Linked DNA regions of Homo sapiens: regions 2, 3, 4, 5, 6 and 7 are each linked to region 1. The links are chromatin contacts, found by Hi-C or POLR2A ChIA-PET in ENCODE. All regions are on one chromosome and are shown on one strand. Each heading gives the region's core, a stretch centred on a gene start or an enhancer-like site at or near the end of the contact. The rest is flanking DNA. Distances are from core to core; before and after follow the strand shown. Region 1 holds the start of CATSPERD (catsper channel auxiliary subunit delta). Region 2 holds the start of MRPL54 (mitochondrial ribosomal protein L54). Region 3 holds the start of XAB2 (XPA binding protein 2). Region 4 holds the start of MCOLN1 (mucolipin TRP cation channel 1). Region 5 holds the start of ARHGEF18-AS1 (ARHGEF18 antisense RNA 1). Region 6 holds the start of ZBTB7A (zinc finger and BTB domain containing 7A). Region 7 holds the start of ZNF557 (zinc finger protein 557).

Region 1 (3,739 bases), core at 619-3,118:
TCCCACTTACTAGGTATGTGTTGTTAGGCAAGTGTGTCTTTAACTTTCCTAAGTATGCTTTCGTATCTATAAAATAAGGGTGTTGGCCGGGCGCGGTGGCACACGCCTGTAAGCCCAGCACGTTGGGAGGCCGAGGCAAGTGAATCACGAGGTCAGGAGTTCGAGACCAACCTGGGCAACATGGTGGAACCCTGTCTCTACTAAAAACACAAAAAATTAGCTGCACGTGGTGGCAGGCGCCCATAATCCCAACTACTCTGGAGGCTGAGGCAGGAGAATTGCTTGAACTTGGGAGGCGGAGGTTGCAGTGAGCCGAGACCGTGACATTGTACTCCAGCCTGGGCGACGAGAACAAGACTCCATCTCAAAAAAATAAAATAAGGGTATGGCTGGGCATGGGTGGCTCATGCCTGTAATCCCAACACTTTGGGAGGCTGAGGCAGGAGGATCACTGGAGCCTAGGAGTTCAAGACCAGCCTGGGCAAAACAGTGAGACCCCATCTCTTTTTTTTTTTTTTTCCTTTGAGACAGAGTCTCCCTTTGTCACCCAGGCTGGAGTGCGATCTCAGCTCACTGCAACCTCCACCTCCTGAATTCAAGCGATTTTTCTGCCTCAGCCTCCCAAGTAGCTGGGATTACAGGCACCTGCCACCAAGCCTGGCTAATTTTTGTATTTTTAGTAGAGACGAGGTTTCATCATGTTGGCCAGGCTGGTCTGGAACTCTTGACCTCAAGTGAGTGATCTGCCCACCTCTACCTCTCAAAGTGTTGGGATTACAGGCGTGAGCCACTGCACCCAGCCAGTGAGACCCCATCTGTACAAAAAATAATAATAAATAAAATAAAATAAGGTTAAGGAATCATTATGAATCTTCCTGTAAACATCAAATGAGGCCATACACCCTAAGAATACAGCTCACAGGTCCCTACTGAATGTGACAGTTTAGTCCAGATGGGAGTTCCCTGAGGGCAGGAACGGAGTTTCAGCAACTGGTCCCCATGGCAGGTTGGAGTATGCACTAACCTAACATTTACTGAAATTTCAAAATGTGCTGGGTAAGGCTGGGCGCGGTGGCTCACGCCTGCAATCCCAGCACTTTGGGAGGCGGGGGTTGCAGTGAGCAGAGATCGCGCCACTGCACTCCACCCTGGGAAACAGAGCAAAAACTCCGGCTCCAAAAAGAAAAAGAAGTGGGAGGGCTAGGCCCGGCGTGGTGGCTCACGCCTGTAATCCCAGCACTTTGGGAGGCCGAGGCAGGCGGGTCACGAGGTCAGGAGATCGGGACCATCCTGGCTAATACGGTGAAACCCCCGTCTTTACTAAAAATACAAAAAAAAATTAGCCGGGCGTGGTGGCAGGCGCCTGTAGTCCCAGCTACTCAGGAGGCTGAGGCAGGAGAATGGCGTGAATCCGGGAGGCGGAGCTTGCAGTGAGCCGAGATCGCGCCACTGCACTGCAGCCTGGGCGACAGAGCGAGACTCCGTCTCAAAAAAAAAAAAAAAAAGAGGTAGGAGAGCTTAATATCGGGCTGGGAGGATGGGGTGGAGTAGGGTGAGCGAGGCGTCAAGTTCGATTCCTAAAAAGAGTAAAAGGGGAGCCTCAGTGAGGTTGGGGAGCAGGCCTCGGCTCCAAGATGAACCAGCACCCTCCCGACCCCCGGCAGCACCCCAGCCCCAGGAGTCCTGGCAGCCCCACCGACAGAGCTGAGCTGTGACCAGCGGTCGGAGCCACATGGTCACAGCCGCCACCAGCATCAACATCAGCATCGACTTGGGCTTCCGCCGCCACCACTGCCCCTCAACCGCCACGGGGAGTCGCTGCACAATCCGAGTACGTGCAGGCTGAAGCCCTGCGCATGCGCATCAATGAGTCCCGGGAGCGGGCCTCCGCGCACTGCAGCCCGGCGCTCCGCCTGAATCTTGAGCATGCGCAGACGAATCCCGGGAAGCCCGAATCCGCGCACCCCAAAGTGCGCTCAGAGCCTGAGTATGCGCACCCGGCCACCCGTGGCCAGTCTAGAGTCTGAGCATGCGCATGTTGTCCGCGCGCCTAAGCATGTGCACAGGCTGCTCATGAGTTCCTAAACGTTGCGTTTGCAACACTACCAGTGTTTTGTACGGGCGCTGGCGCCTGCTCACAGCCTTCCACGTGACCGGAAAAGGCCTTCAGCGCATAAAGTGGGAGACCGGAAGAGGCGGAGACGATCCGATGCTCGAACTCCGCCCCCTCTTCTCCGCGTAGGCCCAGCTCCCTGAAGCGGCTGTTTCGAGCCACGCGCCCATCGGGTACCGAGGCACGCGCCGGGCGTCACGTGCGTTTCGCGGCGAGCGGAAATGACGCGAGTTGTGTGAGCCGCCAGTATGGCCGGGCTATGGCGGCGAGCACTGGCTACGTGCGACTGTGGGGAGCGGCGCGGTGCTGGGTGCTGCGGCGGCCGATGCTGGCCGCCGCCGGGGGGCGGGTTCCCACTGCAGCAGGAGCGTGGTTGCTCCGAGGCCAGCGGACCTGCGACGCCTCTCCTCCTTGGGCACTGTGGGGCCGAGGCCCGGCAATTGGGGGCCAATGGCGGGGGTTTTGGGAAGCGAGCAGCCGCGGCGGAGGCGCATTCTCGGGGGGCGAGGACGCCTCCGAGGGCGGCGCGGAGGAAGGAGCCGGCGGCGCGGGGGGCAGCGCGGGCGCCGGGGAAGGCCCGGTCATAACGGCGCTCACGCCCATGACGATCCCCGATGTGTTTCCGCACCTGCCGCTCATCGCCATCACCCGCAACCCGGTGTTCCCGCGCTTTATCAAGATTATCGAGGTAATGGGAGTCCCCGCCTCGGCCTCAGGTTTCCCACCTGTGCAAGCAGCGGGCTGAACCGTGGGATCACTTGAGCGCCCTTGTGTTTCGCAACTTTTTCAGACATGAAGTTTCTCGAAGGGTGCAGTTCGAATCCTTGTCTGCTCACCACTAGCTTGGGAACCTTGAGCCAAAGTCCTCTCCCTTTCGGATTTCTTAGGATCCGTTAGATGAGAGGAGTTGAACCCGATGAGCCTAGGATTATCCACTTTAGAACGCCGGTCATAGAAATCCGGGGCCGGGAGGGACCTGAGTAGTGTTACGGCGCTGTTAGTTTTCTCCTTACTTGGCACGAGTTTTGTAATACCTCCTCGCCCCAGGCGCTCTGCCGTCTGGTTACGAGCCTCACTGGGATCAGAATTCATTCCTTTCTTAGACAAATACTTCTTGATTGCTTATTATTTGCCAGAGAGTGTTCTAGGTTCTGGGGATATGGCAGTGAACAAAACAGACAAAAATTTCTGCCTTTGAAGCTGGGCATGGTGGCGCGCGCTGTACTCCCAGCTACTCTGGCGGCTGAGGTGGAAGGATTGTTGGAAACCTGGAGTCCAGCCTGGTCAACATGGCGAGACCCTGTCTCTTAAAAAATAAATCTGCCTTGGAGCTTACATTTTGGCAGGATGAGACAGGCAATAAAGATGTTTAGTAACGATATTGTATTAGAAGGCAATAATTACGAGAAATAGTAGAGCATGGATGGGACAGGAGGCTTAGGAGGGTGGGAAGAGGTGGGTTATTCAGTGTGTTCTTGACCTCCTACCACGTAGCAAGTTCTGAGAATACTGTAGAGAACAAGTCATTCCGGTGGTAGAAATTAGATCATTTCAGACTAAGAGCCTTGGGGGTGGGGAGGGAGCAGGATGATGTAATAGAGAGAAAGCAGTGAGTGTAAGGAACTT
Region 2 (3,739 bases), core at 1,240-3,739, 2.0 Mb after region 1:
CATAACTGGGGAGACGAGAGGGAGAGTCATTTCAGCCCAGCCCCTCCTCTGGAAGCCAAACTTCTCTCACAGAACCCTGTCTCAGGTGGCCTCTGCCCCTGGCTGGACTCTGCTACACTCAAAACTTTCTTTTTTTTTTTTTTTGAGACGGAGTCTCGCTCTGTTGCCCAGGTGGAGTGCAGTGGCGCAGTCTCAGCTCACTGCAAGCTCCGCCTCCCGGGTTCAAGCCATTCTCCTGCCTCAGCCTCCCAAGTAGCTGGGACTACAGGCGCCCACCACCACGCCCAGCTAATTTTTTGTATTTTTAGTAGAGACGGGGTTTCACCGTGTTAGCCAGGATGGTCTCGATCTCCTGACCTCGTGATCTGCCCACCTTGGCCTCCCAAAGTGTTGGGATTACAGGCGTGAGCCACCGCGCCCGGCCACTCAAAACTTTTTTTTAAAGACAGGGTCTCAGCCAGGCATAGTGGCTCATGCCTGTAATCCCAGCACTCTGGGAGGCCGAGGTGGGAAGATCACCTGAGGTCAGGTGAGTTTAAGACCAGCCTGGCCAACATGGTGAAAACTTGTCTCTACTAAAAATACAAAAAAAAAAATTAGCTGGGCATGGTGGCATATGCCTGTGATCCCAGCTACTCGGGAGGCTGAGGCAGGAGAATCACTTGAACCCGGGAGGCGGAGGTTGCAGTGAGCTGAGATCGCATCGCTGCACTCCAGCCTAGGTTACAGAGCAAGATTCCATCTCAAAAAAATAAAAAATCTAAAAAATTAAAAAATAAAGACAGCCCGGCCGGGCGCGGCGGCTCACGCCTGTAATCCCAGCTCTTTGGGAGGCCAAGGTGGGCGGATCACGAGGTCAGGAGGTTGAGACCATCCTGGCTAACATGGTGAAATTCCATCTCTACTAAAAATACAAAAACATTAGCCGGGCATGGTGGTGGGCACCTGTGGTCCCAGCTACTTGGGAGGCTGAGGCAGGAGAATGGCGTGAACCCAGGAGGCGGAGCTTGCAGTGAGCCAAGATTGCGCCACTGCACACTCCAGCCTGGGCGACAGAGCGAGACTCCGTCTGAAGAAAATAAAAAAATAAAAAATAAAAGCCCAGGCTGGAGGGCAGGGGCACAATCATGGCTCACTGCAGCCTCAAACTCCCAGGCTCAAGTGATCCTTCTGCCTCAGCCTCCCAAGTAGCTGAGATCACAGTTGTGAGCCACCATGCCCCGCTTATTTTTATTTTTATTTATTTATTTATTTATTTTGAGACAGAGTCTCACTGTGTCGCCCAGGCTGGAGTGCAGTGGCGTGATCTCGGCTCACTGCAACCTCCGCCTCCTGGGTTCAAGCAGTTCTCCTGCCTCAGCCTCCTGAGTAGCTGGGATTACAGACATGTGCCACCATGCCCCACTAATTTTTGTATTTTTAGTAGAGCTAGGGTTTCACCATGTTGGTCAGGCTGATCTTGAATTCCTGACCTTGTGATCCACCTGCATCAGCCTCCCAAAGTGCTGGGATTACAGGCGTGAGCTACCGCGCCAGGCAATTTTTTTTTTTTTTTATACAAACAGGGTCCTGCTATGTTGCCCAGGCTGGTCTCGAACTCCTGGGTTCAAGCAATCGATCCTCCCTCCTTGGCTTCCCAAAGTGCCGGGAATAAAGGTGTGAGCCATCATGCCTGGCCTCGAAATCACTTTAAGTGGGATTTGGACACAGCATTAAGTAACTTTAAGTGGGATTTGGACATAGCATTAAGTAACACCGATGCTTGGAATGACCAAGTCATTCAAGTTATATTTTGTCTGCTATGTGTCTGTCTTTAAGGCCGAACATTGGACAATTTCCCCCTTTCAACAAAGGAGATCAGGCAAGGCTGTATCCAGCTAAACCTTAATAACCTTGTTTTGTTCTTGCTGAAGTGGCCAATTAAACGGGCTCCATAATTTCTTTGAATGTTTGGTAACGTCTTGGCCAAGGTTACCCAGCGATTTGGAGGCAGGCAGAGAAACAGAACTGGAACCCAAGTTCATGACCTCCCCAGACTCCCTTCAAATCCTTTCCAACCCGCGCCTGCGCAGTGAAACGCGTGGTCTCCACGTAACCACATCCTCCTCCCAGGCCGCTCCGCCCCAAGCTGGCGCCTGCGCCCTGGGTCCAATCGCTACAGTATCTCCGAGCCAGACGCCCGAGCTCCAAGCGGCGCTGGGTCCCTCAAACTGCGCCTGCGCATACAGCCTGGCATCCGCCTCTCTGCGCTTGCGCATCAGTTCTAGCACCACCTCCCCAACCACCGCCTGCGCACTGTCAATTCCTCAGTGCACCCACCGTCCCCATTTGGTTCCTCTTAACCCAGCTCACCTGGTTTCTTGGCATAATCCCGGGCCAGGAGTCTTCCGGAAGTGGCGGGGTTTAGGAGCTCCCAGGCCCCCCAGCCGGCCCACGTCCGGGTAGCCCCGAAAAGGCGTTTGGTCGCCATGACGTATTGCGGGCAGCTTGCAAGTGCACGTTTCCGGAAGACGTCAGTGGCCCAAGGGTGTTTGGGAGTTGTAGGCCCCGTGGAAGTGTAGGCCCCGTGGAGGTGTCTGGGAAATGCGGTCTCCCAAGCTTTCATAATCTATGGTGATTTCTTCAGACTTTTGTAGACATACACAGTTACTATAGGAGGAGGCGTTCAAGGGATATTTCATTGACTTCTTGCCCTTCTTCAATTACATAACATTTACTAAAAATATCACACTTTATATGTTCCTGATTCCATCCAATGAGTAATTATTCAAAGCTTTAAAGTTAAAAAAAGAAGATTAACAATGAGTCTAATATACTCCAGTAGGGCTGGAGTCTAATCACTGTTAATTTTTATAACATTATATTTTTAAAATTATATATAACATATATAATACATATAATATATAGTATGTTTTATATATAATATATAAATTAATAATATATATTTTATATATTCTTTTCCAGCTCTACTACTGCTAAATCCTTAACCCGCTTGATCTAATTTAATCCTCACAATTGAGAGGTAGGTACTATTTTTTCCCCAGCTTATAATGAGGAAACTGAGTTCTCAGGGAGGTAAAGTTCCCAGGCCGACCCCAAATCCATGGTGCACCTATGTGTCTCCCTACTGTGAGCCAAACCGAAAGTCCGTCTTTAACAGGGTCTCCACGACGCTTCCGGTGCCTCAAGGTCCCAAGGAAACCACCTCTCACACTTCTTTAATATTTCCCAACCCCACTTCTCCCCATCTGCCATCCTTTGGAATAATGAACACAGCCCCCAGAGCCAGGCAGTGATTATTAACCCTATTTTGCAGGAGAACAAACAGGTCCTGGGGCCAGCCGGGGCAGTCTGCGGGCCGGGAAGCCTGGGATTCGAACTCCCCTCCAACATCTGCAGTTGTCCCAGCGCCCCCGCGTGGCGAGGCTGGGTGGGAGAACTACATTTCCCAGCAGGCCTCGCGAGGCCGCGCATGCTCAATGGGCCAGGGCTCTGCGCGGATAGAGGAGCGGGCGCCGGGACCGGGAATCCCCGAGCTGCGCCTTCTGGGGACGCGGCCCGGGCTACGTCGGGGCCGTCCGTGGGGAGCGGGGTCCTGGAGGCTGCGCGGGGCTGAGGCGGCCTCGATTTGGGAAGTGAGTGTCCTCGAGGTGCAGAGCGCAGTCTGAGTCGGCGCTTGAGGTCTTCGGTCTGAGGGGGGACTAGGGTCTGGGCTTGGGGCTGGGTCCTGAAGTCGGGG
Region 3 (3,739 bases), core at 1-2,500, 1.9 Mb before region 1:
GAGCCAAAGGCCTCCAGAGCCCCACATCAGGGCAGGGTCGGCTTATGGGAGGCAGACATTAGTCCCCAGCAGACTGCTGCCCCACACCCTCTCCCACCCCTGGAATGAACCCTCAAACACTCCTCTTATGCCCACCTTGCGCTGTATGACATCGTCCTCAAACCACTCGGCCTGATTGGAAACCCAGAACATAGCCACAGGGAAAGTGAGGTAGATTATCATCTGGAATGGCAGAGGGTGGGTGAGGTGAGCTCCCCCCAAGCAATGTGCAGAGGCTCCTCAGAGCCTGGGGGACCCATCCTACTGCAGAGTCCAGAAGCGCCTCGTTACGGCCGACCCAAGAATCCCAGAACTCCCACCAAGGGTACAGAAACCTCGCACCCTAAAACCTAACTCCTATAATCCAGGAGGCCTCATTCCTGAAAGTTCCCTCTGAGCTGGAGTCTTCCTCTCAAACACAGACAGACACACAGACGCCCCAGCTACAATCAAAAGCATCTCCTCGAGACCTCATTACCCATCCCCACTTAAGATCCCGGGAGCACCCCCAAACCCAGGAGGCGTCACTCTTCAACTCCACTTCTCGAAGTCTAGGAATCTCCCTGTCATAGACACCCACCCACCACGAGCCCGAGAGCTCCCCCAGGATCTTAAGTCTTCCTTCTTTAGAGCCCCCTTCTCAGCTCACCCCTCTCTGAGGTCCTTCCTCGGACCAGCCCTCTCACAGCCCCCAAACCCAGAAGCCCAAATCCGAGAACCCCCCCAGCCCAGCGTCCCCTCTCCTGGATTTCCAACCAGAAAGGTTCCTCTCAAATCTTAAGAGCTTTCTCCTTGGAGCTCCCTCTTCCTTTGAAGTCCCCCCATTTCCAACCTCATCTTCAGATCCAGGAAGATCCCCTGCCCAGCCTCCCAACCCACTCCTGTGTCCACTGACCCGAAATATCTCCAGCTTCACCCCCATCTCGTTTCTCCCGGTCAACAAAGCCAGTTCCGCCCAAAGCCGACCCTCCAGCAAGACAGAAGCTCACTGGTGTTTTGCACGCTCCATTGCTGAAGCTGATTGGCCAATGTGTATCCTGATGGCGCATCTTCTGGCGCCTCTATTCTGCTTCCGGTCGCTGGCGTCGTCGAAAAGAAGTCAATAACGTGGGCCTGTCCGTCAAAAATGATTTAACCAATAGAAAACGGGTCTGGCTCGGAGGGGCGGGCCGTCAGTGGTAGACGTCATAAGCGCGCGACTCTCTCCTGTACCTGGGCATCCAGAAAAATGGTGGTGATGGCGCGACTCTCGCGGCCCGAGCGGCCGGACCTTGTCTTCGTGAGTCCACAGAGGAGCCGGGGGTGGCCTGCGTTGGGGCATTGGGACCTGGACGCCGCAGGGGATCGAGGCTGGGTCGGCAAGGAGATTTAGGCCGAAACTGCCAGGCCAAGGTCTGGGAACCCTAATGGGCCAGAGACCGGATCGTCATGTCCGCACCGAACTGTCCAGGAGTAAAAATATGGTGTTGTATCTTCGGGTCTGAGTAGAAAACCACTGTCGAAGGGAAGCGTCTAGCCTCCCGAACCAGGGGCGGAAATGGGGGCGTGCAGGGAATGGGAGAGGAGGAAGATCGCATAACTGAACCTTGAGAGGTGAAGATCGGTGTCTGAAGTAAAGGCTTGCTTACGAGGCCAGGGTTCTGGTTTCTGGGATGAAGGCTTGGTTTTCTGGATAGCGGTCTCTAGGCCTGGACTGCAGCATGACAGTTTCTGGGGTGGTGGCCAGGCTAGAAGAACCCTGGTGATGTGGAGCTTGTCAGGCGATGGCCAGTGAAATACTTACTCTCTGGAGTAGAGGCGTGACATCTTCACCAGATTCTTGGTGTGCAGAGTTAAAGGCTTGGCTTCTGGTGTATAACTCCTCCTGTGAGATAAAGGCCTAGCTTTTAATTTCTGGGGCAGAGTTGAGCTAGACGCTGGCTAGTGGGATCCTGGGGGCGGGGCTAGTGGCTTGGAATCTGGACCTGAGAGCCCTGGTGGCTGGGGTAAAGATCTGGTCATCTGGGCCTGGGGTGGAGATGGGTCAGATGGTGACAGTGGGAGTCTGAGGGGCCAAAGGCCTGGTGTCTGGGAAGAGGCACGTTTTGAAGAAGTGGGGTCTGGTGTCCAGGACTGGCATCTGGGCCAGGGCCTTGGTATCTAAGGAGTCTGACCATCTGGGGCAGAAAGCGAGTGGTGATGCGGACTCATTCCTGGCCCAGAGCCCTAATGACTGAGAAGTCTGATGATTTGGGTTCGATTTTGGGTAGTTGAATTCTGAGGGGTAAAGGTCTGGGCCACTGTCTTGGTGTCGGGCATCTGGTTTGGTGCCTGGGCATCTGGTGACCTGACTTCCTTGGTGGGTGGTGGGATCTAGGTAAAAGTCCGGAGTTTGGACCTGAGCCCCAGCAGTGGGATGGTGCTGCACACAGGCTCTGAGGGTAGGCCTCTCTTCTTCCCATTCCCTGGCCCTGGCAGGAGGAAGAGGACCTCCCCTATGAGGAGGAAATCATGCGGAACCAATTCTCTGTCAAATGCTGGCTTCGCTACATCGAGTTCAAACAGGGCGCCCCGAAGCCCAGGCTCAATCAGCTATACGAGCGGGCACTCAAGCTGCTGCCCTGCAGGTGGGAATGGCTCCAGCTGCCCTGCCCACCAGCCCCCACCCCACCTGGTCCAGTTATAACAAAACTGCCAAGTGGGTCCCGGGTCCCGGGTGATTGCTTCGTGTTTCATCACTGACCTGTACATCCCTTGATGGGTCAGCACACCTTCTCTGATGTCCCAGTCTGTCCCTGTCATTGCTGAGACATGTCACCCCTCCCACACCCCTTCTTCCCACATTTGCCAACTGGGGCAGGGCAAATGGTTCTGGGGGTGTCCATAAAGCTGACCGATCAGCATCTGTCCCCTCCTATTCCCCAGCTACAAACTCTGGTACCGATACCTGAAGGCGCGTCGGGCACAGGTGAAGCATCGCTGTGTGACCGACCCTGCCTATGAAGATGTCAACAACTGTCATGAGAGGGCCTTTGTGTTCATGCACAAGGTTTGGGGCTCGGCGAGGGGATGAATCGGGAAGTGGAGCTCAGTCCATGGTGGTGGGTGGGGCGGGGACAGGGGCTGGGCTCAGCATGTTAGGGATGGGGGCTTGGATTCCTGTTGCTTCTTTGCATGGGAAGTTGGGCTGGACTCAGTCCTGGAGCTGGGGGTTTCTGGGTCCCGCCGCATTTATGTGGTGGCCCCAGGTGTGGCTCAGCCACAGGACATCGAGTGTCTGTGGCCAGGCCATGGAGTCCGTGGCTTAGCCCCAGCCGCCTCTCCCCACACCCCCAGATGCCTCGTCTGTGGCTAGATTACTGCCAGTTCCTCATGGACCAGGGGCGCGTCACACACACCCGCCGCACCTTCGACCGTGCCCTCCGGGCACTGCCCATCACGCAGCACTCTCGAATTTGGCCCCTGTATCTGCGCTTCCTGCGCTCACACCCACTGCCTGAGACAGCTGTGCGAGGCTATCGGCGCTTCCTCAAGGTGAGCCTAGCAGGTGCGCTGGTTCCCCAGGTTAGTTTCCAGAAACGGCCTCACTGTGACACTAGCTCCGCGTAGGATGTCACCCAGCAGACGGGATGTGGGAAGAGGCTCCTGGAGATGCATGTGTTTTGTTGTTGTCCGTGATTCATGTCTTTATTTTCCAAATAGTTTGTTCACACTGGTTTCA
Region 4 (3,739 bases), core at 671-3,170, 1.8 Mb before region 1:
GAACTGCTCCCACTGGCTTTTCACTGGGCGTTCAAGCCTGCTGGGCTTATCCCAACTCCAGCTTCCAGACATGAGCATAGAACTCAGCCTGTATTCTAGGTTTGTCTGGACAAATACCCAAAAGATGACCTCTGGGTTCATTATAACCTGGCCCATCAGCTGACACTCTCAGAAGCCAAGGACCTGGAGAAGAGGTAATTGACAACATAAGTAATAATAATGGAACACATTCGCTAAAGACTCATTTTATCTCCCTGAAAAGCACCAGCTCCTAGAAATCATGCAGCCCTAGCATCAAATCCCAGACCTGCCACTTTACAGTAGGTTGACTCCAGGTACCTCCCTGAGCCTCCATCTCCTCATCTGAAGAGTGGAAATTTTAAAAAGGCGACCCCTTGGCTGGGCTCAGTGGCTCATGCCTGTTATCCCAACGGCTTTGGGAGGCCAAGGTGGGAGGATCCAGCCTAGGTAATACAGCGAGACCTCCCTGTCTACAAAAAAAAAACATTTTTTTTAAATAGTCAGGTGTGACGGCTCATGCCCGTAGTTAGTAGCTGGGACCCCATCTACCCGGGAGGCTGAGTTGGGAGGATCACTTGAGCCCAGGAGTTCGATGTTACAATGAGCTAGGATTATGCCACTGCACTACAGCCTGGGCAACAAAAAAAAGTTTATTAAAAAAAAAAAAAGTCCACCCTCTCCCTGAGCCTTGAGGTTGAGATCCTGAAGCTGCTCTGAGAATTCAGTGAGACACAGCAGATAAAGACCTCTTCAGCAAACACAAGCTGTTCTAATCACTGTTTATTTTTTTCCAGCCTAATGGTTAGATCTAAGCTTTCAGCAACTGCTGGAGTCAAAACCAGTCACAGTAGCCCAAAACTGTCCCTGTCACACCCCCATGGGGATGTGCTTTCTAGGGCCTGGCCCCGTGCTGCTTTCTAGGGCCTGGCCTCCTGCCTAGCAAAGCAGTCAGGATAAATGTGTGCACTGTCAGAACCTCCCTTGCAGAGAGGGACAAGTTCCCGGCCCCTCCCTTTGCAATGAGATGCTGCTGTGGCTGTTTACGACAAAGCCAGAGGGCAGGGCCCGCTTACAGAGCTGAGATTACAGCTAACCCACCCCAGACCCTACTAGCTGGGACACCGGGACATCTATCAGGTAGGGGTCCCCAGCTAGCTCCAGAAGGGGAAGCTAACACAAGGGGTCTTCCTCCAGCCTCCCCGAGGAGGGGTGGCATCAGAATTGGCTAGAAGCCCGAATTTAAGAAGGCTGCGCTTCCAGCGGTTTGGAAAGCTAAAACTGAGTTAATCGCCTGGGGGCAATCCCTCCAGCTCTCCAGGCTTGAGCTTAGGGAAGCTGAGCATTTGTCCCCTGGAATCAGGAGGGGAAGCCTGGGAGTCTCACGTGCGGGTTGGAGAAGCTGGTGCCCGCTGTCTGAGTTCCAGACGAAGTTGAGCAATCGGAACCTAGGCTCCCAGTGGGAATCCCAGGAACCTCGCCGCCCCAGAGGGAGAAGCTGGCGGCCCGGCGCGATCCCTGCCTGAGTTTGGGAACCCAGCAGAGCCTGGGTTCAGGAGGAAGAATTGGAGAGGCTGGTGCCCACCCGCCGCCCAAGTTCTAGGAGCCGTCTGCCCTTTTCTCCACCGTGAAAAGTCAGCGCTGGAGCTTAGAAAAAAAGAGACTAGGAGCTCCGCCGCCCCAGGTGGGAGACACAGCCCGCCCGCCTGAGTTCGGGGCCCCACGGTGCCGCCCGCGCCCTCACCTGAGCCGCGCGGACCCGCCGGGGCTGTCATGCTGGGGCGGGAGCGCGGGACGCAGGCGGGTACGGCGGGGCAGCCTGGGTCCGATCGCCCGCCGCTGTCACTGCGACCTCGCTCCCTCGCGGCGCGGCTTCAAACCCTCCGGCATCAGCTGATCTGTGCCTCGGTCACGTGACCCGGTAGCCCAGAGCCCCTCACGTGACCGCCTCTGGTCCCGCCCCCTGCGCCACGACAACCCCTGCCGGAACAGCGCGCATGCGTGCCTCTGCCGGCGCCCTCTGGGTCGAAGGCAGTCGCTAGGTCCTAGCGCCGACGCGCTCTGGGTGGCGGGGGATGGGCTGACTCTGAGTTTGGCAACGACGAGCTCTGCCCTGGCTCCCGGCCATGCCCCGAATCCGGTGCCAGGCTTGTGACTTCCATGTCCAGAGCTTGACCCCTTATCCTCCTTGGTGCCTGGTGATGACCCTGCCTACTATCTCAACGCTGTCTTCCTCTTTCTCCCAGAAACTCCTTTTACCCTTCTCCTGCGCATCTTCAGCAAACACGATTTCCTAATTATGTATCAAATAGAACCACTTATCCCCACCCCATGGCCCCCAGCCCAGAGTCTTCCAACATTCCTGGCCTGGATCTTTGCAGCAACCTCCTCCCCGATCTCAGCCTCCCTCCACTCCACTCTCTACCCAGCAGCCACAAGCATCTTCAAAGAATAATTCCTATCCTTCCTGCGAGAACCTGCCCTCGGCTTCCCATTGCTCTGTAATGACAGGCAGAGTCCCCACTCTCGTCTATCAGGGCCCTCTGATCTGGCTCCTACCTCCATCCAAAGCTCATCTTTCTATAGCCCCAGAGCCTTTGCATACTTTTGCCCTGGAGCGTAATGGTTAAGAATTTGGACCCTGGAGGGCAATTGGGATTTAAATCTAGGCACTGACAATGCCACTTCTACATCTTCCAGAGTCCCTTCAACTCCAAGCTGAGCGCAGTGGGCGGTGGCATGCACCGGCAATCCCAGCTACTCGGGAGGCTAAGGTGGGAGGATCGCTTGAGCCCAGGAGGTCGAGGCTGCAGTGAGCTATGATCACACCACTGCACTCCAGCCTGGGCAACAGAGCAAGACTGTCTAAAAAAAAAAAAAAAAATGTGCCTCAATTTTCTCATTTGCAAAATGGGGATATTCAAAGTCATCTACCTACTGGGGCTGTTGAGAGGATTAAATGAGAGAATGCAAAAACTATCGCATAAGGCTGGGCAAACAGTACTGATTATTAAATTAGTGATTATTGGGATTACAAAATCCTTCATTGAGAAAGCTGCCTGCCATTTATATCAGAAGTCTTGTTATGCTTCTCCTAGAATGTACTATACCCCGTAATTATTTTTTAAGTATTCTGAATTTAGTATCTATGAGCTCCATGCAGGTCGAGGCCATATTTATCTTGTTCCCTGCTGAGACCCCAGCAATCCAGAGATGTTTGTTGATTGCATAAATGAGCAACTTTTTTTGTCCACTTGTATACCTACTGTATGGGCTTTGAAGAGCAAGGGGTAAGTGAGAGGAACAGAGAGTGGTGACTAGTGGGATGGACCAGGATGAGACACTGTGGGTTAAGCTGGAAAGTCTAGCTGGTGGGCCCAAGAAGGAAGCCAGGACACTGGAGCTCCAGATTGTGGCTGGCCCTGGCCACAATGTCCCATCTCCGGAGCAAGGGGCTGTGCTCAGAAAGAAAGCACAAAAGGCAAGCCACGACACAGAGCCCGGAGGCAGTGGGAGGATTTTACTGACTGCACAACACACAACTTCCCCAGGCCCCCGAGGATGCCGGCGTCTCCTTCAGCCATCAGGCCCCAGCAGTGCCCCTTGCTCCTGTACCCACTCTGGACTCTCGCCGGTAGGGAGGGCTGGGCTGACAGTGCCACGAGTGGGAGAACAGGGGTCAGGGCAGGACACAGGGTTGGGATCAGGGCTGGGCACAGGA
Region 5 (3,739 bases), core at 509-3,008, 1.7 Mb before region 1:
AAACTTAGTGAAGTTACACGGCTAACAGGTGGTGGAACTGGGACCAGAACCCAGCTCGGATCTGACCTCAAGCCTGTGCTCCTGACACTTCTTTTTTTTTTTTTTTAGACAGTCTTGCTCTGTCGCCAGGCTGGAGTGCAGTGGCCCGATCGCGGCTCACTGCAACTTCTGCCTCCCGAGTTCAAGTGATTCCCCTGCCTCAGCCTCCAGAGTAGCTGGAACTACAGGCGCCCGCTACCATGCCCGGCTAATTTTTGTATTTTAGTAGAGATGGGGTTTCACCATGTTGGCCAGGATGGTCTCGATCTCCTGACCTCGTGATCCACCCACCTTGGCCTCCCAAAGTGCTGGGATTACAGGCTTGAGCCACCGCGCCCAGCCTCTCCTGACACCTCTTACAGCTGGAGGATTAATCATTCACTCAGACACCTGCAAAACTCATCCCTTGGCCACTGGGCTGTCTATACTGTCCTGAACTCTCTCTCTGGTCAATGGGAAGAGAATGGGGCCCTTCAAAGCTACTGGCTGGAGCTTCATCTCCGCGAAAACAAGGCAAAGGGGAAAAGGTGTGTTGGCCGCTTCGCTTCCGTGGTAAAACTTTAAGAATGTTTTTTAATCCTGTGGTCCAGGCTTTAATCTCAACAGAGCAAGAGATAAGGGGCAGATAGCCACAGCAAAACACTCAAGTGCTAGTAGAATTAACGCAGGAAAAGAAAACCAAATACTGCACTTTCCCACTTGTAAGTGGAGCTAAACCTTGGGTACTCATGGACACCAAGAAGACAACAGAAACTGGGCTCTACTAGAGCGGGAAGGGAAGGAGGAGGTCAAGGGTTGAAACTATCTATTGAGTACTATGCTCAGTACCTGGGTGACGAGATCAGTCACACCCCAAACCTCAGCATCACGCAATATATCCAGGTAACAAACCTGTACATGTACCCCCTCAATCTCAAATAAAAGTTGAAATTTAAAAACGTAAAACAAAACGAAACATGTAAGGACCAGGGGAAAGCTTCTCGTTCCCGTCCGCAATGAAAGCACCAACTGAGTTCTTATACAAGAAACTAAAACCCATGGCACAGATAGTTCTCACGGTTTTGCACCCAAACGCTCCCTGCCAGGGAGGGCTGTCTGCTCCGGGGTGTGAGGGTTCTCCCGGGAGGCCTGAAATACGACGGTGCTGGGTATTGTGGTGGGTTCCATTCCATCCCTGGTCCTGCCCCGGGCGCTCCTGAACGAGGAGCAGAGGCTGGGGCCCAAGTGACCCCTCCTCTCCTCTCCTGGAGGAGAGTAAGCCGTAGCACCCCAGGACTGGCTGGGGCTCGGACGGAGCGGGCGGGCATCGTCTGCACCTCTGCACCCTGCAATCGCCGCCTAGAGCCTCCATGCATTGAAGGAGCAGCCTGCACCCCAGCACCCGTTCGCCTGCCTGGAGAAGTCCCCCAGGAGCCGGCGGGAGGCCCGAGGCAGCCCCGGGGGTCCCGCGCCCCAGGCCACCCCCTGAAGAGACCGAGGGCCCCCTCCTGAGCCCCGTTTTCCTCGGGACCGCCCCGCCGCCGTCCTCACCTCGGCCCGATCGCCCGCAGGCCGCTCTCCGCCAGCTCCTCTGCCACTCTCGCAGCCGCCTCCGATGCCTCCGTCCGGCCCCCCCAGATCCACAGTAGCTAGCAGCTGGGAGCCGGAAGCGGGAAGCCGCGCGAGGAGAGCAGCGCATGCGCGATCCCGCCTCGGAGGCGGGGCAGAGGGCGTGACCCGGAAGGAGGCGTGCCCTCGAGGGCGGGGCGCTCCCGGGGACCTGGGGCTGCTGCTCCCCGAGCCGTGGTGAGGGGGCGTCGGCTCGGCCTTGAGAGGGGCGCGGGCACCGAAGTGGGAGGGTGCTCGCGGCGAGGGTGAGGGCGACTTTTGAGGGGCGGGTCAGCGGGGTTGGGGGGCTTTTTGAAGGAGAGCAATGCGAGCCTGGCTGTCAGTAGGGCCGGGGGCTCTGAGGGGACAGCTGGGTTGCGGGGATCCAGAGGGAGAGCAGCAGGGTTAGGTGGGCGTTTTGTGGGGTTAACGGAAGCCTGGGTGATTAGCGCGGCTGGGGAGGGAGTCCTGAGGAGGACAGCGGTTTGGAGAATCTCAAGGGGGGTACAGCACAGTTAGGGGGACCCTGAGGGAGGACAGCGGGGTTGGGGGACCCCAAGGGAGGACAGCGGGGTTGGGGGGACCCCGAGGGAGGACAGCGGAGTTGGGGGACCCCGAGGGAGGATAGCGGGGTTAAGGGGACCCCAAGGGAGGACAGTGGAGCTGGGGGTGTTTTGGAAGAATCAACGGATGCCTGGAGGGGTTGTCAGTGGGCTCCTACGGGCTCGTTAGGATTGGAAGTACCTAAGGGGGGCACTCCCAGTGGTGGGGAGTCCTAGCGGGGAGAGTCCAAGAAATGGAGAGGGCAGGGTCTGTCACCTGAGAAAAAAGAAGCAGCATCAGGGAGTGGTGGGGGGATCACTTCATCCCAGGAGTTCAGGACCACCAGTCTGGGCAACATAGCAAGACCCCATCTCTACAAAACATTTTTTAAAATGAGCAGGGCATGGAGGCGCCTGCCTGTGGTCCCAACTCCTCCAGAGGCTGAGGTGGGAGGATGACTTGAGCCTGGGAGGTCCAGGCTGCGGTGAGCTATGATCATGCCTCCAGAGGCTGAGGTGGGAGGATGACTTGAGCCTGGGAGGTCCAGGCTGCAGTGAGCTATAATCATGCCACTGCACTCCAGCCTGGACAACAGAGCAAGACTCTGTCTCAAAATAACAACAACAAAAAAAGAGGCAGCATAGACTTCAGAAAGGTGGGTCTGGGAAAAATGAATCATATACCTCTCCAGTGGTCTCAGACACCCCAACATAGATACCATCAGATCCCCTAAACACAGGCACCCAGGCAGGTGCCATCAGATACCCAAAACAGGCTTCCAGGTAACCCCCAAATATGTCAGACACTCCACATAGGTCCAGCAGATACCCCCAAACACATACTAGATAACCCCAATACAGATGCTGTCAGATACCCTCAAACAGGTGCTCAGAGTCTGAAACACATACCATACCCTCCCCTATCCACTTCCACACAGGTGCTATTTGGCAGATGTGGATAGGCCAGATGCTTCCCCCAGCACCAGCAACCTCTCAATTGCCATCAGACACCCCAGTCTTGAGGTTGCCTGTCTAATCCAAGTCCTGCCACAGGGGAGGCAGTTGAACAGTAACCAGGAGTCGAGCAGAACAGCTCTCACCAAGGTTGGCTGGTCAGCCAGGCCTAGAAGATCTCCCCATGGCCAGGCAAGACGGCTCATGCCTGTAATCCTAACACTTTGGGAGTCTGAGGAGGGAGGATCACTTGAGTCCAGGAGCTTTGAGATCAGCCTGGGAAACCTCGCATGACCCAGTCTCTATTTTAGAAAAAAAGATTTCCCCAAACCCAATCACTTCAAAACATGCACAATATGTTGTTGAGAGTCCCCAGTTCAGAAGCTGGAGGGTTGCGTCCCCAGGTGGACTAGCCTTCAGTTCAAGTCCAACCTTCATGGTCCAGAGGAAGGGAGCATGTTCAGGGAATTGGATGTCCCAGAAATGCAAGACGTAATTCACCAGGCACCCTACTGCAGCTGAGGTCAGAAACTCTAACACGGGAGTTTATGAGGGCTCAATGGTTGGGCAGCTGTGTAGCTGTGGCTTATGGACTTAGGGGCATGAACCTTATTTTT
Region 6 (3,739 bases), core at 615-3,114, 1.7 Mb after region 1:
GCTTGAACCCGGGAGGCGGAGATTGCAGTAAGCCAAGATCGTGCCATTGCACTCCAGGCTGGGCGACAGAGCAAGTCTGTCTAAAACAAAAAACAAAAAAACAAAACAAAAAAAAACGTCTGGGCATCATTTGCAGAAATCCAAACACAACAGTGGGATCTGGGAAGAATCGTGCTTCAGCGTGGCCTCCTGGTCCCGAGGCTGATGGCCGGTGGTTGAAGGAAGAAGGATTTCTATCCCAGGCAGGGTCCTTGGAGCAAAGTCCCTGGATGACACCCTCGCCCTAGATCCACGCGGCCCCTCCCTGGGTCCCTTCCCACCTACCCGGCTGGTTTCAGGCTGCGAGTCCTGAGACAGTCCACTTCCCCTCCGGGGGGCCCTCCCGGGTTTCCCCTCGTAGCCAGATTATTATTACAAAAGCCAATCCAACCCGTTTGGGTGTTGAAAGGCGCTTTTAATAAATTGTGCGAAGAAGCCATAAACTGTGTCTCTCGCAGGAGAGGCTTTGAAGTCAGAGGACAGGCTGGGTACACTACACCCAGGCCGGTGGTGGTTCCCGCTGTCAGGTGGTGTTGGTACTAAGAATGCCAGATAATAATAAAACATAATAATGACCCTGGGATTAGGTGTTAGAATGAAGGCACAGTGAGCCCCGGAACAGGGTCACCCACTGGATAAGCGCTCACTAAACGGCAGCTAAAGCAGCTGTCAGTACTCTCTCTGTCTGGAGGAATGAGGAAGGGGAAACTGAGTCCTGGAGCCCTCCCCCCCCCCCCCAGGCGCGCGGTCGCACCAGCCAGCCCTCCCCGGGCCGGGCCAGGACGTTCTCACCACTCGTGCCCTGCTCCCCCTTCCCTGTCCCCCGCCGGACCTCTCCCACGACCGGGGAGGAAGTGGGAGAAACGGACAGGGGAAAAAAAAAAGTCGCGCTGAACCAACGCCTCCCCACTCCCCACCTCCGCCCCTCGCGAGCCATGCAGACCCCCTTGTGCCAAGGAGCGGCCCGCGCGGACCAGGCGTCCAGGGCCCGGTCCCCGTCCCGCCCCGCGGCCCGCAGCCGGGTGGGGGAACTCGCGAAGCCGGGAAAACAACCGCCCTCCCCGCCCCTCGCCAACCCCTTCCCCCGCTGACGCCCCTAGCGCAGCGGGGTGGAGGCGACTCCTTTATATAATCGCGGGAGGGCAGGTTGGTGGTTTCATTTAGGGACCCGGGAGCCCCGCGGACCCGGGCTGTCCTTGGCAAGGCCACCCCCCGGGGTCCCTGGCGCGGCAAGTCCCACTGAGGCCCGGGGAGGCCCAGGGCCTGGCCTTGCGGGGGGATCCCCACCGCCTCACCCCCAACCCACCCCCGGCAGCCCAGGCCGCGCGACCCACACGCCCGCGTCGCTCCTCGCTGTGCGCACCGCGCTCCCCGCCCCCGCTGCCATCCTGCCACGCCCCGGGCGTCGGGGGCACAGCCCGCGCCCCCCCGCACCCCGCCCCTGCGCAGAGGCTGGGGGCCTGTTTATCTGGAGGCCCCCACCCCCCCTCCACCCCGGGGGGCCCGCTCCCCCCGCGCCCCGGGGAGCTCTGGGGCCAGATAAGCTGGCAAGCTGGCACGGCGCCGCGCGGCGGGGCGGAGAGGTCAGAGGCGGGGGGGCGCGCCGGGGCGGGCCGGACCCCCCCCCCCGACTTGACAAAACCTAATAACAGCCCGGTCTCCCCGGCGCAGCGGGCGAAGCCCCACGGGAGGGCAGAGACGTGGCAAGAGGGGACCTGCCGAGCCTGTTCTGGCCTCCGAGGCCAGGCTGGGGGGGGCGGGCTGGGCGTGGGGGGGCCGGCGGCTGCGGCACCTTTAAGACAAGGGAGGACCCCTCTTGCCCTCGGAGAAACCAGGAAGGGAGTCGCGAGCATCATACGGGGCTTTGGCTGTACTGTACAGTTACTGTAGGGGCAGTGACGCCGCCGCCGCCGCGCGAGGGAGCGACCAGGGCAGCGCGACGCGGGCAGAGCGAGCGCCGCGGACCCCGGAGGCGAGCGGCCGAGGGAGCCCAGTCCCAACTTCGGGCCCCGGCCCCGCGCGCCCCGGCCCGGCCCCGCGAGGTAAGTCAGCGCCCGGCGCGGCCCCCGGCACGGGGTGCAGGGCGGGGACGGGCGGGGGTCGCTGCGGCCACCGCTGCCCCCTCGGGAAGGGGAGATCCGGGGAGCCGGGGACGTTCCCCCAAGTTTCAGAGGAAGGGGTGGTTGGCAGCTGCCCGGAGGCTGGAGGCGCCCTGGATCCCGAGCGCGGGGAGGGGGCGCCGCCCGGGAAGGGGGGATTGGGGGCTAAGTGCATGAGCTTGTGCGCCAGCCCCCCCCAACCCGGGTGCATGGCTTTTCGGGGCTCCCAGGCGCGCGGGGAGCGGGGGAGGGGAAGCAGGGCTGCATTGAGGGTGGGGGGAGCCGGCGTGGGGAGATAGGGGGGCGCGTCGCCTGCTAAGTTTCCAGCTGAAGACGAGGGGCGCTCTCGCCCCCCGGGGGCCTATTCGGTGCTGCGTGCATACGTTGGAGTTGGCCAGGATTGAGCTCCATGGGGGATGGGGGGGAGGGGGCTGAAAAAACAGGGAGGGGGGCTTCGGAAAGGAGGGGGAAGGGGTGGGGTGTCCGGGTGGGCGGGCAGGGCCGCAGGGACCTCTGGGCTTCGTAGTCCCTCCGCCGTTTGCAGCCGGCAGGTGGCAAGCGGCTTGGACTACAAGTCCCAGGGTGCCCCGCGCCGACAGCCCGCCGCGGCCTGCGGGTAGGGGCGGTGCGGAGGAGGGGCGGTGAGCGGCGGGCCGGAGAGCCAATGGGCGCGGGCCGATCGCGCGGCGCGGCGCGGGGGCGGGGCCAGCCCGCCAGGGGGCGGGGCCTGGAGCCGGGCTCCCCTCGCCGGGGGCCGGTGGCGGTCCCGGCTTCCGGCTGCGCGGCCCGCGGGCCGGCCCCCTCCCCGCCCCGGGGCCCCTCCCCGCCTGGTTGTGTAACCGTCCCCAGCCCCCCTCCCCTCGGCCCCCCGCCCGTGGGGGGGGGGTCACCCTCCCCGCGCTCCCCGGGGAGGGCGGCGGCCCGGGCGGCCGCGCGGTGCAGGCGAGCCCGGGGATGCGCGGCCTAGCGCAGGCCGGGCCCGGGCGTGGGGGAGGCGGGCGGGCGGACCCAGATCCGGGGTAATTTGCATCGCCCTCCCCCCAGCCCGGGTGGGGATTGGCCGCCGGCGGCGGGGGGTGGCGCGGGGCCAGGCTCACTGCCGCCTCCCGGCCCCTCGGAGGGAGCCAGCCCAGCCGCAGCCGCCGCCACCGCCGCCGCCGGGGCCGGGCCCCCTCGCCGCTGCCCCGGGAAGGAGGTAGGAGCCCCCCGCGCGGGCGAGGCGGCGGGGGACCGCGGGCCGGGCGGGGGCCGCGCGCTGCGGCCGGGGCGGGGGAGGGGGCCGCTTCCTGCCCCCGCCCGGGCCTGACTCAGCCCCGGGTGGGGGGCCTGGCCTGGCCCCTCGCCCTGCCCGGACGGCCGTCCGGCTCCGACCCGCGGGAGGGGGCGGAGAGAGCACCCCAGTCCCCGCCGTCCGCGCCCCCAAAGCGCGTGACCCCGTCTCCTCTGGCCCGGACCCCCCCTCCTTTCCCTTGACGCCACCACCACGTGCGAAGCCTGAGCCCGGGCAGGGGAGGGGGGAGCTGGTGGGATCCAGCCCCCTCCCTCCCGCTCCCTACCTCCCGGGCGGGAGACCCAGCCCCCCCGGCCTGGGAGCCTGGCTG
Region 7 (3,739 bases), core at 881-3,380, 1.3 Mb before region 1:
TGCCCAGCTTTTTTTTTTTTTTTTTTTTTTTTTGAGATGCAGTCTTGCTCTGTTGCCCAGGCTGAAGTGCAGCGGTGCCATCTTGGCTCACTGCAGTCTCCGCCTCCCAGGCTCAAGAGAGTCACCACACCCAGCTAATTTATATATTTTTAGTACAGACGGGGTTTCACCCTGTTGGCCAGGCTGGTCTTGAACTCCTGACCTCAGGTGATCCACCTACCTCGGCCTCCCAAAGTTCTGGGATTACAGACAGGCTTGAGCCACTGCTCCTGGCCACAAATTATCTTTTACAATAGCCGTTCTGGCTTCATTGCAATGGACAGATGGGAAGAGACTAGAACAATGCCGCCCAGCAGGGCTTTCTGGGATGATGGAAATGATCTTAATCTTTGCTGTTCAATAGGGGCATTAACCACATGTCGCTGTCAAGCACTTGAAATGTGGTTAGTGCGACTGAGAAGCTGAATTTAAAATTTTATGGAATCTTAATTGGTCTACATTTAAATTAAAACAACCGCATGGACCAGCAGCTACCTTATTATACAGCATAAGTCTACAGGCTGGCAGGCCTGTTAGGAAAAGAAAAAAATAAAAGAAAAATTGAGATGTCTTGGAAGGTTGAAAAAAAAACTTTTAAATAGTGTTTACATGTTTTGTGTACTGATTTGCATATAGCTGTATTTACTGACTTATTTTGACACACATTATCACACACCCCTTAGTATCCTTCTCTTGAATATAAGGCATCAAACAAATAATTTTTAAGATACCCTCACTCGTGGCTCACACCTGTAATCCCAGCACTTTAGGAGGCCGAGGTGGGTGGATCACCTGAAGTCAGGAGTTCGAGACCAGCCTGGCCAACATGGCAACACCCCATCTTTACTAAAAATACAAAAATTAGCTGGGCGTGGTGGTGCACCCTTGTCATTCCAGCTACTTGGGAGGCTGAGGCAGGAGAACTGCTTGAACCTGGGAGGCAGATGTTGCAATGAGCTGAGATCGCACCACTGCACTCCAGGCTGGGCAACGGAGTGAGACTCTGTCTCAAAAAAAAAAAAAAAAATACCCTCACTGTTAGTGAGTCCTTGTGTTTACAACCTGAACACAGGAAAAATCCATTCACAGGTTTTCTACACAGTGGAGTCTTGCAACTTGCAGGTTCTACACGGTACCTACCTGATCATACAGAAGTCCACGGATCAGTGAGGATAGGTGAAACTTGAGGCTGGTTTCAACACAAATCTGAGCTTGAATTATACTTTTTTCGTCTAAATAAAAAGGGCACAAAAATCGCTTATGAGGCCTTTTGTAGGGAGTAATATGTACGTATAGTAAAATGTATTTACTGAGACTAATACAGTTGTTGCATAGAAAGACCACCCCATTCACTTAAAAAAAATTGATTTAAAGAATAAGAACCCAGGCTACTGGCTGTGCCTGAATTCACCAGATTCCTATCCAGCCATCTGGTCCCTAAAATGGGACAAGAAGCTTAAAGCTGTTTTCATCTGACTTGCTTAACTCATTTGGCTGGAGATTGTATGGTGACTCCAGATGCTTTAAATTCGTCACTTTAGGCCTTATAAGTGGACTCGGCTGAATTCTAAATAATTTCTACAGTGTATTCAGGACTGCAGAGATTTTAATGCCCTCCAGCAGGGTTTCCCAACCTGGGCACTAATGACATTTGGGGCTGGATGAGTCTTTGCTGGCGGCGGCTGCTTTACGCGCTGCAGGATGCTGAGCTGCTAGCATCCCTGGCCTCCACCCTCTAGATTACAGTAGTAGCACAGTCCCTCCTACCCTCCATTTTGTGACATCCCAAACCGTCTCCAACTATAGCCAAAAGTCCCCTGGGGCGCAGAATCGCCCCGGGTGAGGGCGACAGGGTGAGGACGACAGAGTGAGGATGACAGGGGCGCGGGGCCCGGACACCGGAGGAAACAGCAGCTTCGGGCTTAACTGAGCGCACAGCCCGAGGCCTCAGGGGCGGAAACCCGGCTCCCGGGAGGGACGCAGGCCCGCGGCTGGGGCCCCTCTCTGGACTCGGACTCACGGAATGAAGCACCTCTCGCGGAGACCGAAAGATTCTCCCAGACGCTGCAAGCGCGGCTCTTCTCACAAGACACAAGCGCGCTTCCGCTTCCGGTCTCCGGCTAGCCACACTGCACCTCCGCTTCCGGCTCCAGCTGGTCCCAGCCCAAAATGCGGCGTGTCAGGACCCCCGGGTTCAGGCTGCAGGTGCAGCAGCCGCGCACCCCAGCCTCCGGCTGAGGTGTTCTAGTTTGCTTAGTTATTAATAGAACCAGGTTGGGCCCTGGCTAGGGACAGCCGCGGAGGCAGGGTCGTCCTGGCGCGGGTCTGTGGCAGGGTTGGGGGCGGAACTAGCTCTTGAGCGGGGCTGTGGGCGGTACCAGGCCTGGAGGCGGGCCTGAGTGTTGACGGGGACCAGTTCCGGGGGCGGGGACCAACTCTGGAGCGGGGCTGTGGGCGGTACCAGGCCTGGAGGCAGGGCTGAGTGTGGGTGGAGATCAGCTCCGGGGGTGGGGAGAAGTTCTGGGGCGGGACCGTGGGCGGTACCAGGCATGGGGGCGGGGCTGTCAGGACAGAGACTAAGTTCCGGGGCGAGGTTGTGGGCGGGCATTAGGTTTGATGGGCGGATCTTGCTGTGGGTTAATACCAGGTTTGGTGGGCGAGTATGTGGACAAGATAAGGCAGTGGTGGGGCATGGAATGGGGTTGAGCTAGTAGGCTGAGAGGACAAGACTTGGTGGAGGTCAGTTTTTGGGTGTAGGGCTTTTTGTGGATTTTAAAACTGTTCAGGTAGCAGGATGCAAAATGAACTCTTTAAAGTTTTCTTCAGTCATTTCTCCACATTCACCGCCTGTTAAAATGATATAGCCACACATTTAGGGCGTGTGTGTGTGTGTGTGTGTGTGTGGCTTTTCGTTTGTTTGTTTTGAGACAGGGTCTCACTCTGTGGCCCAGGCTGGAGTGCAGTGGTGCAATCATAGCTCACTGCAGCCTCGACCTCCTGAGCTCAAGCCATCCTTCCACCCGGGCCTCCCACACTACCAAGCCTGACTATTTTTGTATTTGTTTGTAGAGAGGAGGTCTGTGTTGCCCAGGATGGTCTAGAACTCATGGCCTCAAGTCATACCCCACTTCGGCCTCCCAAAGTGCTGAGATTACAGGTGTGAGCCACACCACACCCAGCCTTTTTGTGTGATTTTGAGCTTCCTAATTTCTTTCAAAAATGGGATCATGTATGCATATTTCTCCCATCCAGAGGGGGACGAGGGGAGGGAGGACTAGGGAGGGATGTCTCCAAGTGAAAGCCAAAGCTGATTAATTGTCTAGTGCACATCTGGATCTACTGAAAAGAGAACTACATTTCTGGTGGAGAAAATAGGTGTTGGATTCATAGGAAGAAATAAAAAAGGAAATTTTAAAATTTAAGAGATCAAAAGAAAAAATGAGAAAAAATTATTAATGACATACTACTTGTTACATGTCTGGCTAAGGTTTAGATGCTACAAATGGTAAATATTGATGTCATAAAATGATAAACATTGAATTTTGATTTATCCAGATTCCTTAAATGATTATGTTTGGTGAGGAAAATTAGTTTTACAGTACGTAAGAGTTATGTGCTAATTGTTTCGGAGAAGAAAGTAATTCAATATAGTTTAAAGCTGATAAATGAAAAAGCAGTATAAATACCTAACTTACAAATA

The links. Hi-C counts contacts between places; a loop is a spot of excess contacts on that map. ChIA-PET counts read pairs that join two places held with the same protein, here RNA polymerase II (POLR2A). Pooled maps may share reads with other maps.
Region 2: a pooled map shows a loop between it and region 1 (26-fold over the local background). The contact joins the promoter of MRPL54 here to the promoter of CATSPERD in region 1. A Hi-C loop is called at or near these places in 8 of 50 pooled maps. POLR2A ChIA-PET finds 5 or more read pairs at or near these places in 2 of 52 experiments (CD4-positive, alpha-beta T cell and H1).
Region 3: a loop to region 1 is called in a pooled map, with 15 times the contacts of the local background. The contact joins the promoter of XAB2 here to the promoter of CATSPERD in region 1. A Hi-C loop is called at or near these places in 6 of 50 pooled maps. POLR2A ChIA-PET finds 5 or more read pairs at or near these places in 2 of 52 experiments (activated CD4-positive, alpha-beta T cell and activated naive CD4-positive, alpha-beta T cell).
Region 4: a loop to region 1 is called in a map of B cell, with 20 times the contacts of the local background. The contact joins the promoter of MCOLN1 here to the promoter of CATSPERD in region 1. A Hi-C loop is called at or near these places in 1 of 168 maps with a recorded cell type or tissue (B cell) and 9 of 50 pooled maps. POLR2A ChIA-PET finds 5 or more read pairs at or near these places in 1 of 52 experiments (GM10248).
Region 5: a loop to region 1 is called in a pooled map, with 7 times the contacts of the local background. The contact joins the promoter of ARHGEF18-AS1 here to the promoter of CATSPERD in region 1. A Hi-C loop is called at or near these places in 1 of 50 pooled maps. POLR2A ChIA-PET finds 5 or more read pairs at or near these places in 2 of 52 experiments (activated B cell and activated CD4-positive, alpha-beta T cell).
Region 6: a loop to region 1 is called in a pooled map, with 10 times the contacts of the local background. The contact joins the promoter of ZBTB7A here to the promoter of CATSPERD in region 1. A Hi-C loop is called at or near these places in 5 of 50 pooled maps. POLR2A ChIA-PET finds 5 or more read pairs at or near these places in 2 of 52 experiments (OCI-LY7 and activated T-cell).
Region 7: a loop to region 1 is called in a pooled map, with 21 times the contacts of the local background. The contact joins the promoter of ZNF557 here to the promoter of CATSPERD in region 1. A Hi-C loop is called at or near these places in 5 of 50 pooled maps. POLR2A ChIA-PET finds 5 or more read pairs at or near these places in 2 of 52 experiments (activated B cell and activated T-cell).

The regions. Positions count from the first base shown.
Region 1 is chr19:5,718,766-5,722,504 of GRCh38, reverse strand. CATSPERD (catsper channel auxiliary subunit delta) reads right to left here and starts at 1,868. Exons shown (of 22, transcript NM_152784.4): 1 at 1,697-1,868. The coding sequence starts at 1,767. LONP1 (lon peptidase 1, mitochondrial) reads left to right here and starts at 2,359. Exons shown (of 18, transcript NM_004793.4): 1 at 2,359-2,801. The coding sequence starts at 2,373. RefSeq lists enhancers at 2,110-2,209, 2,162-2,678, 3,712-3,739 and silencers at 2,490-2,539, 2,670-2,749.
Region 2 is chr19:3,761,432-3,765,170 of GRCh38, reverse strand. It overlaps MRPL54 (mitochondrial ribosomal protein L54), which reads right to left and starts at 2,489. Exons shown (of 3, transcript NM_172251.3): 1 at 2,353-2,489; 2 at 1-5. The coding sequence starts at 2,470. It overlaps APBA3 (amyloid beta precursor protein binding family A member 3), which reads left to right and starts at 3,479. Exons shown (of 11, transcript NM_004886.4): 1 at 3,479-3,635. LOC105372248 (a long non-coding RNA gene) reads left to right here and starts at 2,531. Exons shown (of 3, transcript XR_936268.1): 1 at 2,531-2,613; 2 at 2,965-3,022; 3 at 3,317-3,417. RefSeq lists an enhancer at 2,126-2,615 and a silencer at 3,277-3,594.
Region 3 is chr19:7,627,056-7,630,794 of GRCh38, reverse strand. XAB2 (XPA binding protein 2) reads left to right here and starts at 1,250. Exons shown (of 19, transcript NM_020196.3): 1 at 1,250-1,318; 2 at 2,497-2,645; 3 at 2,944-3,067; 4 at 3,355-3,552. The coding sequence starts at 1,268. PET100 (PET100 cytochrome c oxidase chaperone) reads right to left here and starts at 1,002. Exons shown (of 4, transcript NM_001171155.2): 1 at 935-1,002; 2 at 136-222. The coding sequence starts at 961. It also overlaps a transcript of STXBP2 not described here. RefSeq lists enhancers at 909-958, 1,219-1,338.
Region 4 is chr19:7,520,805-7,524,543 of GRCh38, reverse strand. It overlaps MCOLN1 (mucolipin TRP cation channel 1), which reads right to left and starts at 1,920. Exons shown (of 14, transcript NM_020533.3): 1 at 1,763-1,920. The coding sequence starts at 1,793. It overlaps LOC105372261 (a long non-coding RNA gene), which reads left to right. Exons shown (of 3, transcript XR_936294.3): 1 at 1-194; 2 at 1,382-1,702. It overlaps ZNF358 (zinc finger protein 358), which reads right to left. Exons shown (of 2, transcript NM_018083.5): 2 at 3,519-3,739. The coding sequence ends at 3,595. RefSeq lists a silencer at 1,757-1,886.
Region 5 is chr19:7,393,078-7,396,816 of GRCh38, reverse strand. ARHGEF18-AS1 (ARHGEF18 antisense RNA 1) reads left to right here and starts at 1,758. Exons shown (of 2, transcript NR_186326.1): 1 at 1,758-1,824. The region is part of intron 10 of ARHGEF18 (Rho/Rac guanine nucleotide exchange factor 18); the gene reads right to left. RefSeq lists an enhancer at 891-1,070 and silencers at 1,281-1,850, 1,559-1,999.
Region 6 is chr19:4,065,024-4,068,762 of GRCh38, reverse strand. ZBTB7A (zinc finger and BTB domain containing 7A) reads left to right here and starts at 1,864. Exons shown (of 3, transcript NM_015898.4): 1 at 1,864-2,081. RefSeq lists silencers at 1,014-1,343, 1,404-1,513, 1,724-1,783, 1,824-1,873, 1,884-2,083 and 3 more.
Region 7 is chr19:7,068,094-7,071,832 of GRCh38, reverse strand. It overlaps ZNF557 (zinc finger protein 557), which reads right to left and starts at 2,130. Exons shown (of 8, transcript NM_024341.3): 1 at 2,060-2,130; 2 at 1,180-1,271.